Linked DNA regions of Homo sapiens: regions 2 and 3 are each linked to region 1. A link is a contact called in ENCODE Hi-C or POLR2A ChIA-PET data. All regions are on one chromosome and are shown on one strand. Each heading gives the region's core, a stretch centred on a gene start or an enhancer-like site at or near the end of the contact. The rest is flanking DNA. Distances are from core to core; before and after follow the strand shown.

The links. A loop is a pair of places that touch in the nucleus more often than their neighbours do. ChIA-PET counts read pairs that join two places held with the same protein, here RNA polymerase II (POLR2A). Pooled maps may share reads with other maps.
Region 2: a map of heart right ventricle shows a loop between it and region 1 (2.5-fold over the local background). The contact joins the enhancer-like site here to the promoter of SCAND1 in region 1. A Hi-C loop is called at or near these places in 1 of 168 maps with a recorded cell type or tissue (heart right ventricle) and 1 of 50 pooled maps. POLR2A ChIA-PET finds 5 or more read pairs at or near these places in 23 of 52 experiments (AG04450, BJ, CD4-positive, alpha-beta T cell and 16 more).
Region 3: a pooled map shows a loop between it and region 1 (3-fold over the local background). The contact joins the enhancer-like site here to the promoter of SCAND1 in region 1. A Hi-C loop is called at or near these places in 2 of 50 pooled maps. POLR2A ChIA-PET finds 5 or more read pairs at or near these places in 7 of 52 experiments (CD4-positive, alpha-beta T cell, Caco-2, GM10248 and 4 more).

Annotation. Positions count from the first base shown.
Region 1 is chr20:35,952,705-35,955,944 of GRCh38, reverse strand. SCAND1 (SCAN domain containing 1) reads left to right here and starts at 1,443. Exons shown (of 2, transcript NM_033630.3): 1 at 1,443-1,497; 2 at 1,606-2,321. The coding sequence starts at 1,661. The coding sequence ends at 2,200. It also overlaps a transcript of CNBD2 not described here. RefSeq lists enhancers at 876-1,085, 1,186-1,385, 1,466-1,725, 1,846-1,925.
Region 2 is chr20:35,717,904-35,721,143 of GRCh38, reverse strand. The region is part of intron 9 of RBM39 (RNA binding motif protein 39); the gene reads left to right. Among named protein-coding and RNA genes, the nearest start is that of ROMO1, 20 kb to the right of the region's middle. Within about 2 kb of position 1,748, at least 2 of the 41 ENCODE cell types and tissues checked have a DNase peak (open chromatin) inside an H3K27ac peak, as active enhancers do.
Region 3 is chr20:35,817,551-35,820,790 of GRCh38, reverse strand. All of the region lies in intron 2 of PHF20 (PHD finger protein 20), which reads right to left. Among named protein-coding and RNA genes, the nearest start is that of PHF20, 47 kb to the right of the region's middle. RefSeq lists an enhancer at 1,165-1,344. Within about 2 kb of position 1,495, at least 6 of the 41 ENCODE cell types and tissues checked have a DNase peak (open chromatin) inside an H3K27ac peak, as active enhancers do.

The DNA of each region.
Region 1 (3,240 bases), core at 194-2,693:
GTTCGAGACCAGTCTGGCCAACACGGTGAAACTCCATCTGTACCAAAAATATAAAATATTAGCCGGGTGTGGTGGTGGGCGCCTGTAATCCCAGCTACTCGGGAGGCGGAGGGAGGAGAATCGCTTGAACCCGGTAGGCGGAGGACTCAGTCTCAAAACAAAAACAAAAACAAAAACAAAACTATTTGTGAGTCAGCTACCAAACAGAAAACCACCTGGCCGAGGGCTGTCAGGGCCACGTGCTTTTACCTACATCATCTCACTGAATTCTCAATTACCTCTGAGAGGTAAGTTCTATTACATCCACATTTTACTGATAAGAAAACAGTAGCTCAGAGATAGCAAGCAGTTTACCTAATAAAAACAAGAGCAAACTTCTTAAAAGCCCTTTCTCTCCAACGGCTTAATTTATTTAATCCTCCTAACAACTCTGAGCTGGGTATCGTCAAAGGGGATTCCACCAAGGTAGCCTCACTCCAACACTCTAACCCAAGGCTGCTCAACAGAAATATAATGTAAACTGCACATGCAATTTAAATGTTTTTAGAAGCTGCATTTAAAAAGTAAAAACACAGGTGAAATTAATAACATTTTTATTTGACCCAATATATGCAAAACATTATATTCCAACATGTAATCAGTATTAAAAAGTATTGAGATAATTTTTACATCAGTTTTTTCGTACTAAGTCCCGTATTTTACAATATAGCACATCTCAATTCGCTATATTTCGAGGGTTATCAACTAGCTACGTTGCAAGAGCTGAGTCAACTCAGGAGGCCAGCGGCCACCATAAGGGGCAATGCATTTAGAGTTCACTTATTAAATGCTGACGTTAACAGAACCCACAGAGCCGCATTTCCCTTGGTTTCGGAGGACACGCGAAAAATAACAACAGCAAAGGGTTCTCGAGCATCTCCTTCGCGCCAGACGGTGTGTTGTACTTTGTCATCGTCGCAGTAAGGCCGGTGCTATCGCCCTCCTAGTTTGACCAAGCGAGAGGACTTTCTCCAGATGGGCCCCTCCCGAGAGAATGGTCGCCGTCCCGCTCTCCTGTTCGGGTCACCACCGGCCGGGCGCCACTCGAACGAGCCCCGGCCAGCCGTCACCCTAATCATTCCCGAAGGAGGGGCCATCAGAGCTACAGCTCATCAGGGTCAATCAGAAGGGGCGCCCGCACGCAAAGGTCACCTGCAAACCGAAGCGGCGCACGGATAAGGTCCGGGACTTGAAGTCTATCTCCAAACATTCAGGCTCCTCCTCCGACTCCTCCTCGAACTGGCGCTCAGAGGCGCCACCATTCGGAAGGAGCCCAGGCCACGCGCAGCTCGCCCTCCCGCACCGCGAGGGCAGCAGCCGCCTCATGCGACTCGAGAACGCTAGAGGGCGCCGCTTCCGGGAGCCCGCAAGCGGCTTCCGGGTGCTCGCGCGCCGACCTGGACGCAGAGAAGCCAGAGACTTTCGCTTCCGGCTGCCGCAGGCGCTTCGCTGGTGCAGGTAAGCTCCGCACACTCTCGGCCGGTCCCGAGTCCGACTCCCTCAAGGGTGACGCGAGCTCTGCCCTTTAACCGGAAACGTCTCCCTGCTCACCCCACCCCCGCGCAGACGCAGTGCTGAGCACACAGCTACCGGACAAAGAGTGACGCCCGGAGCTGGAGTTATGGCGGCTACGGAGCCGATCTTGGCGGCCACTGGGAGTCCCGCGGCGGTGCCACCGGAGAAACTGGAAGGAGCCGGTTCGAGCTCAGCCCCTGAGCGTAACTGTGTGGGCTCCTCGCTGCCAGAGGCCTCACCGCCTGCCCCTGAGCCTTCCAGTCCCAACGCCGCGGTCCCTGAAGCCATCCCTACGCCCCGAGCTGCGGCCTCCGCGGCCCTGGAGCTGCCTCTCGGGCCCGCACCCGTGAGCGTAGCGCCTCAGGCCGAAGCTGAAGCGCGCTCCACACCAGGCCCCGCCGGCTCTAGACTCGGTCCCGAGACGTTCCGCCAGCGTTTCCGGCAGTTCCGCTACCAGGATGCGGCGGGTCCCCGGGAGGCTTTCCGGCAGCTGCGGGAGCTGTCCCGCCAGTGGCTGCGGCCTGACATCCGCACCAAGGAGCAGATCGTGGAGATGCTGGTGCAAGAGCAGCTGCTCGCCATCCTGCCCGAGGCGGCTCGGGCCCGGCGGATCCGCCGCCGCACGGATGTGCGCATCACTGGCTGAGCGGTGGAGCTGCGGGCGGCCAGGGCCGGGCGCTCTGTGCGGACTGGGGCCATGATCGGGCCCGGGGGCCTGAGCCTGGGACCCCACCCCGTGTTAATGAAAAATGAGTTTTGGCAGCGCCTGTGGTCTGGTGTGTCTCTTTCATTCGTTCTTATTGGGTTTATTTTACCAAGCCTGTTTCCTACCGCCTTTCTGGCTGGTGGCGAAACGAAGTTGGGAGTCCGTAACAATAAGGCCTTCGTTGGCTATAGTGGGATCTTTAGATGTTGACTGAACCTAGGTTATCCCTCTACCACACATGGGAAGTTTTTCACCTGGGCTCCCAAGGACCCACTTGGGTTTCTTACACGCAAAATAGCTGGCTCTATTAAATGCTCACTTAACTGGCTACCTCTATACCAATATGGGCACCAACTTGCACCTGCCCTTTGGGTACAGGCTTCCCAAAATGTCCAAGTTACTGGGCCATTTTAATGTGAAGTGTTTACTGCACACCTTCACAGAGATAGGCTAGTTCTTGTGAGCTCTGGCTTATGCCGCCAGGCTTGCTCAACTTCCTTGCCAAATTTTAGGCCTGTGGTAGGAATAAAGCAGAACTAGTTGAAGTAATGGATTATTTACATTACTGAAGCTACTCATTTTAATGTCTCTCCGGCTGGCTCCCTTTTGGTGTTTAAACTAGCATAATCGTTTACAAAGGGAAGAAAGAATTTGGCAAATAATGAGGACCTGTTCTGAAATCTTAAACCTACTCTGTTTCCAGAGGCTTCTGCCCAACCAGGAAGGAGCTAGTTAGGGTCCATGGACAGCTTGGATTGGTCCCAGATAGGTCCTATTGCAGTGAGTGCCATTTGTTAATATAAGGAAGGCCAGACTTGTCTTCCTTGCACTGCTCTCAACAATCAAAATCAGCCTGCAGTTCACACCACAAAGCATGAGTGAGACTGGGCTGGAAGTTGGTGAGGGGCAATTTGCTTTTGAATATTAAAGACAGACAAATTGAGAAGTATTTTTGCATTCTTGGGATTTCTTGGCAGAGT
Region 2 (3,240 bases), core at 499-2,998, 240 kb after region 1:
CATGGTAAAACCACGTCTCTGTTAAAAATACAAAAATTAGCTGGGCGTGTTGGTGCGTCTCTGTGTTCCCAGCTACTCGGGAGGCCGAGGCAGCAGAATTTCTCCCTTGAATATAGGAGGCAGAGGTTGCAGTGAGCTGGGATGGCACCACTGCACTCCAGCCTGGCCTGGCGAGACCCTTACCTTTAAAAAGACATTACTCTGTCTCCCTGGTTATGTGCTCAGTTCCAGGCCTTGGTAGCCTGATTAGATTTGCCCTTTTTCTGTCTGTTGAAATCTTCAGTGGGTGAATGCCCCTCTGGCAAGGCTGTTCTGCCTAACAGTATGTGACCCACTTCTGATCCACTCTGGTACTTTCTCCATTGACTTTTTGAGACAGAGTCTTATTCTGCTGCCCAGGCTGGAGTGCAGTGGCACAATCTCGCCTCGCTGCAAACTCCTCCTCTCTGTGTTCAAGCGATTCTCTTGCTTTAGCCTTCCGAGTAGTTGGGTTTACAGGTGCCTGCCATCATGCTCGACTAATTTTTTTTTTTTTTTTTAGAGACAGGGCTTTACCATGTTGGCCAAGTTGGTCTCATACTCCTGACCTCAGGTGATCTGCTTCGGCCTCCTAAAGTGCTGGGATTACAGGTGTGAGCCACTGGACCTGGCCTCCATTGACTTTTCTATCAGTAACATGGATCTTAGGTGGAGGTTGACATGCCATTATGTGCTATATGGAGAAATGAAGTTCAGAGCAGTTGGGGCCACATGAGCTGTTACATGGCAAAGTGAGGAACCAACTTGATCTGCTTCACAGGCGCCACGAGGCCTTGTGTCTGGCATTGTGGTCTTGAGCTCAATTCAGAGCAGCTTGGCTTTTGTTCTAGAGGACTTTGTGCTATCTACCTAAACCAAGAGTGTCCAACTAGTTCTGTGTTGAGGAGAGAAAGTTGCCAAGACTGTCCTGTCACTGTGAGGAATGAACCTTTTCCACTCAATAATTTTAGCAAAAGGCATAAATTTAAAAGGAGCTAGATAGAACAAATAAAATTTAACTTTTAAAAATATATTCACTGGCCAGGTGCAGTGGCTCACACCTGTAATCCCATCTCTTTGTTTGGGAGGCCGAGGCAAGTGGATCGCTTGAGGTCAGGAGTTTGAGACCAGCTTGGCCAACGTGGTAAAACCTTGTCTCTACTAAAAATAGAAAAATTAGGTGGGTGTGGTGGCGCATCCCTCTAATCCCAGCTACTTAAGAGGCTGAGGCAGGAGAGTCACTTGAACCCGGGTGGCAGAGATTGCAGTGAGCCGAGATCACGCCTGGATAACAGAGCCAGAGTGTCTCCGAAAGAAAAGAAAAAGAATAATCATGGATATTTGAGAAATCTGTGTACCATATAAAAATTAACATCAGGAAACAGTTGATATTTAAATTATTTTTATTACTCTAGAGTCTGATTTGTCAAACTATTTCTTAAATTTTGAGATGGGAGTTTCACTCCTTGCGCCTAGGCTGGAGTGCAGTGGTGCAGTCTCGGCTCACTGCAACCTCCGCCTCCCAGGTTCAATTGATTCTCCTGCCTCAGCCTCCTGAGTAGCTGGGATTACAGGCTCTGACCACAACGCCCAGCTAATTTTTGGTGTGTTGGTCAGGTTGGTCTCGAACTCTTGACCTCAGGTGATCTACCCGCCTCGGTGTCCCAAAGTGTTGTCATTACAGGCGTGAGCCACTGCGCCCAGACCCATTTTAGGTTTTCAGTGCCATATGGTCTTGTTGCAAGTACTCAACTCTCTTCCAAACAGCTGTAAGCTATTAAGAAATTGAGTATGGGCCAGGCACAGTGGCTCATGCCTGTGATCCCTGCACTTTTGGGGGCCGAGTCGGGTGGATCACTTGAGGTGAGGAGTTCGAGACCAGTCTGGCCAGCATGGTGAAACCTCTTCTCTACTAAAAATATAAAAATTAGCCGGTCTTGGGTGGCATATGCCTGTAGTTCCAGCTTACTCTGGAGGCTCAGACAGGAGAAAGATTTATAAAACAAGTCAAGCTGGAGTTGGTTCATGGGGTATATGTAGTTTGCTTACCTTTGCCCCAGAACAATTAGTATGCATTAAGTGCCCAACTCCAGTAAACATAATGTAGCAGCTTTAATAAGAAGCCCTTTTTAAAGGTTTATTTTATTATTTTTTTTGGAGTCTGAGTCCTGCGCTGTCACCCAGGCTGGAGTGCGATAGCTCACTGCAACCTCTGCCTCCCAGGTTCAAGCAATTCTTCTACAGCTTCCCTAGCAGCTGGGATTATAGGTGCATGCCGCCATGCCTGGCTTTTTTTTTTTTTTTTTTTTTTTGAGATGGAGTATTGCTCTTGTTGCCCAGGCTGGAGTGCAATGGCATGATCTCAGCTCACCATAACCCCCATCTCCCAGGTTCAAGCGATTCTCCTGCCTCAGCCTCCCAAGTAGCTGGGATTACAGGCATGCGGCACCACACCCTGCTAATTTTGTATTTTTAGTAGAGACAGGGTTTTTCTCCATGTTGGTCAGGCTGGTCTCAAACTCCTGACCTCTGGTGATTCGCCCTCCTCGGCCTCCCAAAGTGGTGGGATTACAGGCATGAGTCACGGAGCCCAACCTACTTTTTTGTGTTTTAGTAGAGACAGGGTTTCACCGTGGTGCCCAGGCTGGTCTCGAACTCCTGAGCTCAGATAGTCTGCCCATGTCAGCTCACACCTACAGGTGGGAGCCACCGAGCCCAGCCTAAATGTTTATATTGTTTACTTTTTGCTAGCTAATGCTCCTAGAATATCTTATCCCTATCATAGTCCCACTTCATCCACGACTACTCCTTTTCTAGAGGCAGCCCTTACCCGTTTTTTTTTTGTTTTGTTTTGTTTTTTATATCCTTCCATAGACTTTCTGTGGCTTAGCAAATACTAGCAAATAAACTTTGTTTCTTTTTTAAAATTTTGGTAAAATATACTTAACATTAAAAGTTCGTTCCTTGGGCTGGGCGCAGTGGCTCATGCCTGTAATCCCAGCACTTTGGGAGGCCGAGGCGGGTGGATCACGAGGTCAGGAGATCAAGACCATCCTGGCAAACTCGGTGAAACCCCGTCTATACTAAAAATACAAAAAATTTAGCTGGGCGTGGTGGTGGGTGCCTGTAGTCCCAGCTACTTGGGAGGCTGAGGCAGGAGAATGGTGTGAACCCGGGAGGCAGAGCTCGCAGTGAGCCAAGATCACACCACTGCACTCCAGC
Region 3 (3,240 bases), core at 246-2,745, 140 kb after region 1:
ACACACATAGAGGCACTCTACCCACTTGAAAGTACTTATTCTGGCCAGGTGTGATGGCTCACACCAGTAATCCCAACACTTTGGGAGGCTGAGGCAGGCAGATCACGAGGTCAGGAGATCGAGACTAACCTGGCTAACACAGTGAAACCCCATCTCTACTAAAAAATACAAAAAATTAGCCGGGCATGGTGGCAGGCACCTGTAGTCCCAGCTACTTGGGAGGCTGAGGCAGGAGAATGGTGTGAACCTGGGAGGCGGAGCTTGCAGTGAGCCAAGATCATGCCACTGCACTCCAGCCTGGGTGGCAGAGTGAGACTCCATCTCACAAAAAAAAAAAAAAAAAAAGTACTTATTCCACTTTCTAGCATTTATCACCACCTAACATTATCTATATATATCAGTCTGCTGGTTTCTGTTCTATCCACCTCCACTGGAATGTCAGCTTCTAAAGATCAGGGACTATGTCTGTCCTAATCACCACTATTTCTCCAGCATCTAGCATTGAATGAATGACTTGGCATCAAAAGTCATCTTTCTGAAGCCTTCTGAAATTCCCACATATGAAATTAACTATTCTCCCCTAGGGGTTTTTGTAAATGAACTTTGTACAGAGTAAATATCTCCTCATAATATATTTAATTTCAGGGACTTTATTCTAGGTACTGAACACATGCGTGGGGATCAAAGCCACACCCGACCATGCTCAGAAGCCAACTAGCTAGACTCAAATCCTAAATTCACCATTTACAGCTACATAGCACTGGAAAACTTAACTGCTTTCTGCTTCTATTTCCTCATATATAAAGTAGAATAAAAGTACCCCCTTCATAGCATCTAAAGGATTAAAGGAGGTATAACATATAAAGCCTTTAGATTTGTGCCTGGCACAGAGTAAATCACTCAATAAATGTGAGTCACTAGCAAAGACATAAGCATTAGAATACATGATTAACGACCCTTGGCTATCAATACTAAAAACCAAAGCCAAATACTTGACTCGTCTCTGAACATCTTGAAGTACTTATTTTCCTTCATTTCATAGCACCTAGTGTACCACCTGACTCACAGCATTCAATACATGTTTGTGGAAAGCTCAGAAAAGATTGCTTAAAAACACACACACACACACACACACACACACAGATGGTGTAAGGAGTAAAGAGGTATGAACCAGAAACTCAGATGAGATCAGTACAAATAACCCTAATGAAAAAGAAACCAAAAATGATCTAAGGACATTATGAAACTCAGATTTTTAAATCTTCTGTACAAGAAATGGAAGCGAACTATGATCAACTTAAATAGAAACACAGTAGTGGAAAGGTACCAGAGTGTCAGGAAAGCAACAGAAGGAGCTTTTTCGTTGTGTTTGGAGCAAGAACAGGGAAGGCCAGCCTACTTCTTGGAACAGATGGCACACTCCTGACAGATGACAGGAAGAAGGCGAAGGCAGCAGAGCAAGCAGATTCTATTCTATCCACCAAGTATCACTACTAGGAAACTGCAGCCTCTCAGATTTTAGTTCATCTATAAAACGCAGGAAGCAAATAGGGAAGGCAGGGCTGGGCACAGTGGTTCACGCCTGTAATCCCAGCACTTTGGGAGGCTGAGGCGGGCAGATCACCTGAGGTCAGGAGTTCGAGACCAGGCTGTTCAACATGGTGAAACCATGTCTCTACTAAAAATACAAAAATTAGCTGGGTGTGGTGGTGCATGCCTGTAATCCCAGCTACACAGGAGGCTGAAGCAGGAGAATCGCTGGAACCCAGGAGATGGAGGCTGCAGTGAACCGAGATAGGGCCACTGCTCTCCAGCCTGGGCAGCAGAGCAAGACTGTCTCAAAACAAAACAAAACAAAACAAAAACAGGGAAGGCAGGATTACCCCTTCTACAGAGAAGAAAATGGACATGCTGAAAGTTCACCCCAAAGTGGTAGATTAAAAATTAGAATATAGGCCAGGTGCAGTGGCTCATGCCTGTAATCCCAACACTTTGGGAGGCCAAGGTAGGAAGATCACTTGAGCCCTGGAGTTTGAGACCAGCCTAAGCAACACAGCGAGACTCAGTCTCTATAACAAATACAAAAATGAGCCAGGTGCAGTGGCATGCACCTATAGTCCCAGCCTACTCAGGAGGCTGAGGTGGGAGGATCACTTGAGCCCAAGAGTACCAGGCTACAGTTATGATCACACCACTGCACTCCAGCCTTGGTGACAGAGCAAAACTCTGTCTCAAAAATGCTAGGCCAGGCACCTGTAATCCCAGCACTTTGGGAGGATGAGGTGGGTGCACTGCTTGAGCCCAGAAGTTTAAGACCAGCCTGGGCAACATGGCAAACCCCACCTCTACAAAAAATACAAAACTTAGCCAAGGGTGGCGGCACATGCCTGTAGTCCCAGCTACTCAGGAGGCTGAAGTAGGAGGATCATGGCTCACTGCAGCCTCAACCTCTCAGGCTCAAGCAATCCTTCCACCTCAGCTAATTTTTTGTTTTGTTTTGTTTTGTTTTGTTTTTTGAGACGGAGTCTTGCTCTGTCACCCAGGCTGAAGTGCAGTGTCGCAATTTCGGCTCACTACAACCTCCACCTCCTGGGTTCAAGCAAGCCTCCCACCTCAGCCTCCTGAGTAGCTAGGATTACAGGCATGCGCCTAATTTTTTTTGTACTTTTAGTAGAGACGGAGTTTCACCATGTTGGCCAGGCTGGTCTCGAACTCCTGAACTCAAGTAATCTGCCCACCTAGGCCTCCTAAAGTGCTGGGATTACAGGTGTGAGCCACCATGCCTGTAATTTAATTATAATTAAATTTATACTTTAATTATAAAAATATAATTTTTATATTTTTTTGTAGAGATGGGGTTTTGTCATGTTGCCCAGGCTTGTCTTGAACTCCTGGGCTCAAGTGATCTGCCTACTTCAGCCTCTAAACATGCTAGGATCACAGGCATAAGCCACAACACCTGGCCAAAAAATAATTTTATTTTTTAAATTTTTTTGAGACAGGGTATCACTCTGTCACCCAGGATGGAATGCAGTGGCACGATCTGGGCTCACTGCAACCTCCGCTTCCCGGGCTCAAAGGATTCTCTAGCCTGTCTCCTGAGTAGCTGGGACTACAGCCAGGAGCTACCAACACCCAGCTAACTTTTTTATTTTTTGTAGAAACAGGTTTTTGCCATGTTGCCCCCAGCTGTCGTTGAACTCCTGAGCTCAAAGCAATATGCCCACCTTGGCCTCCCAA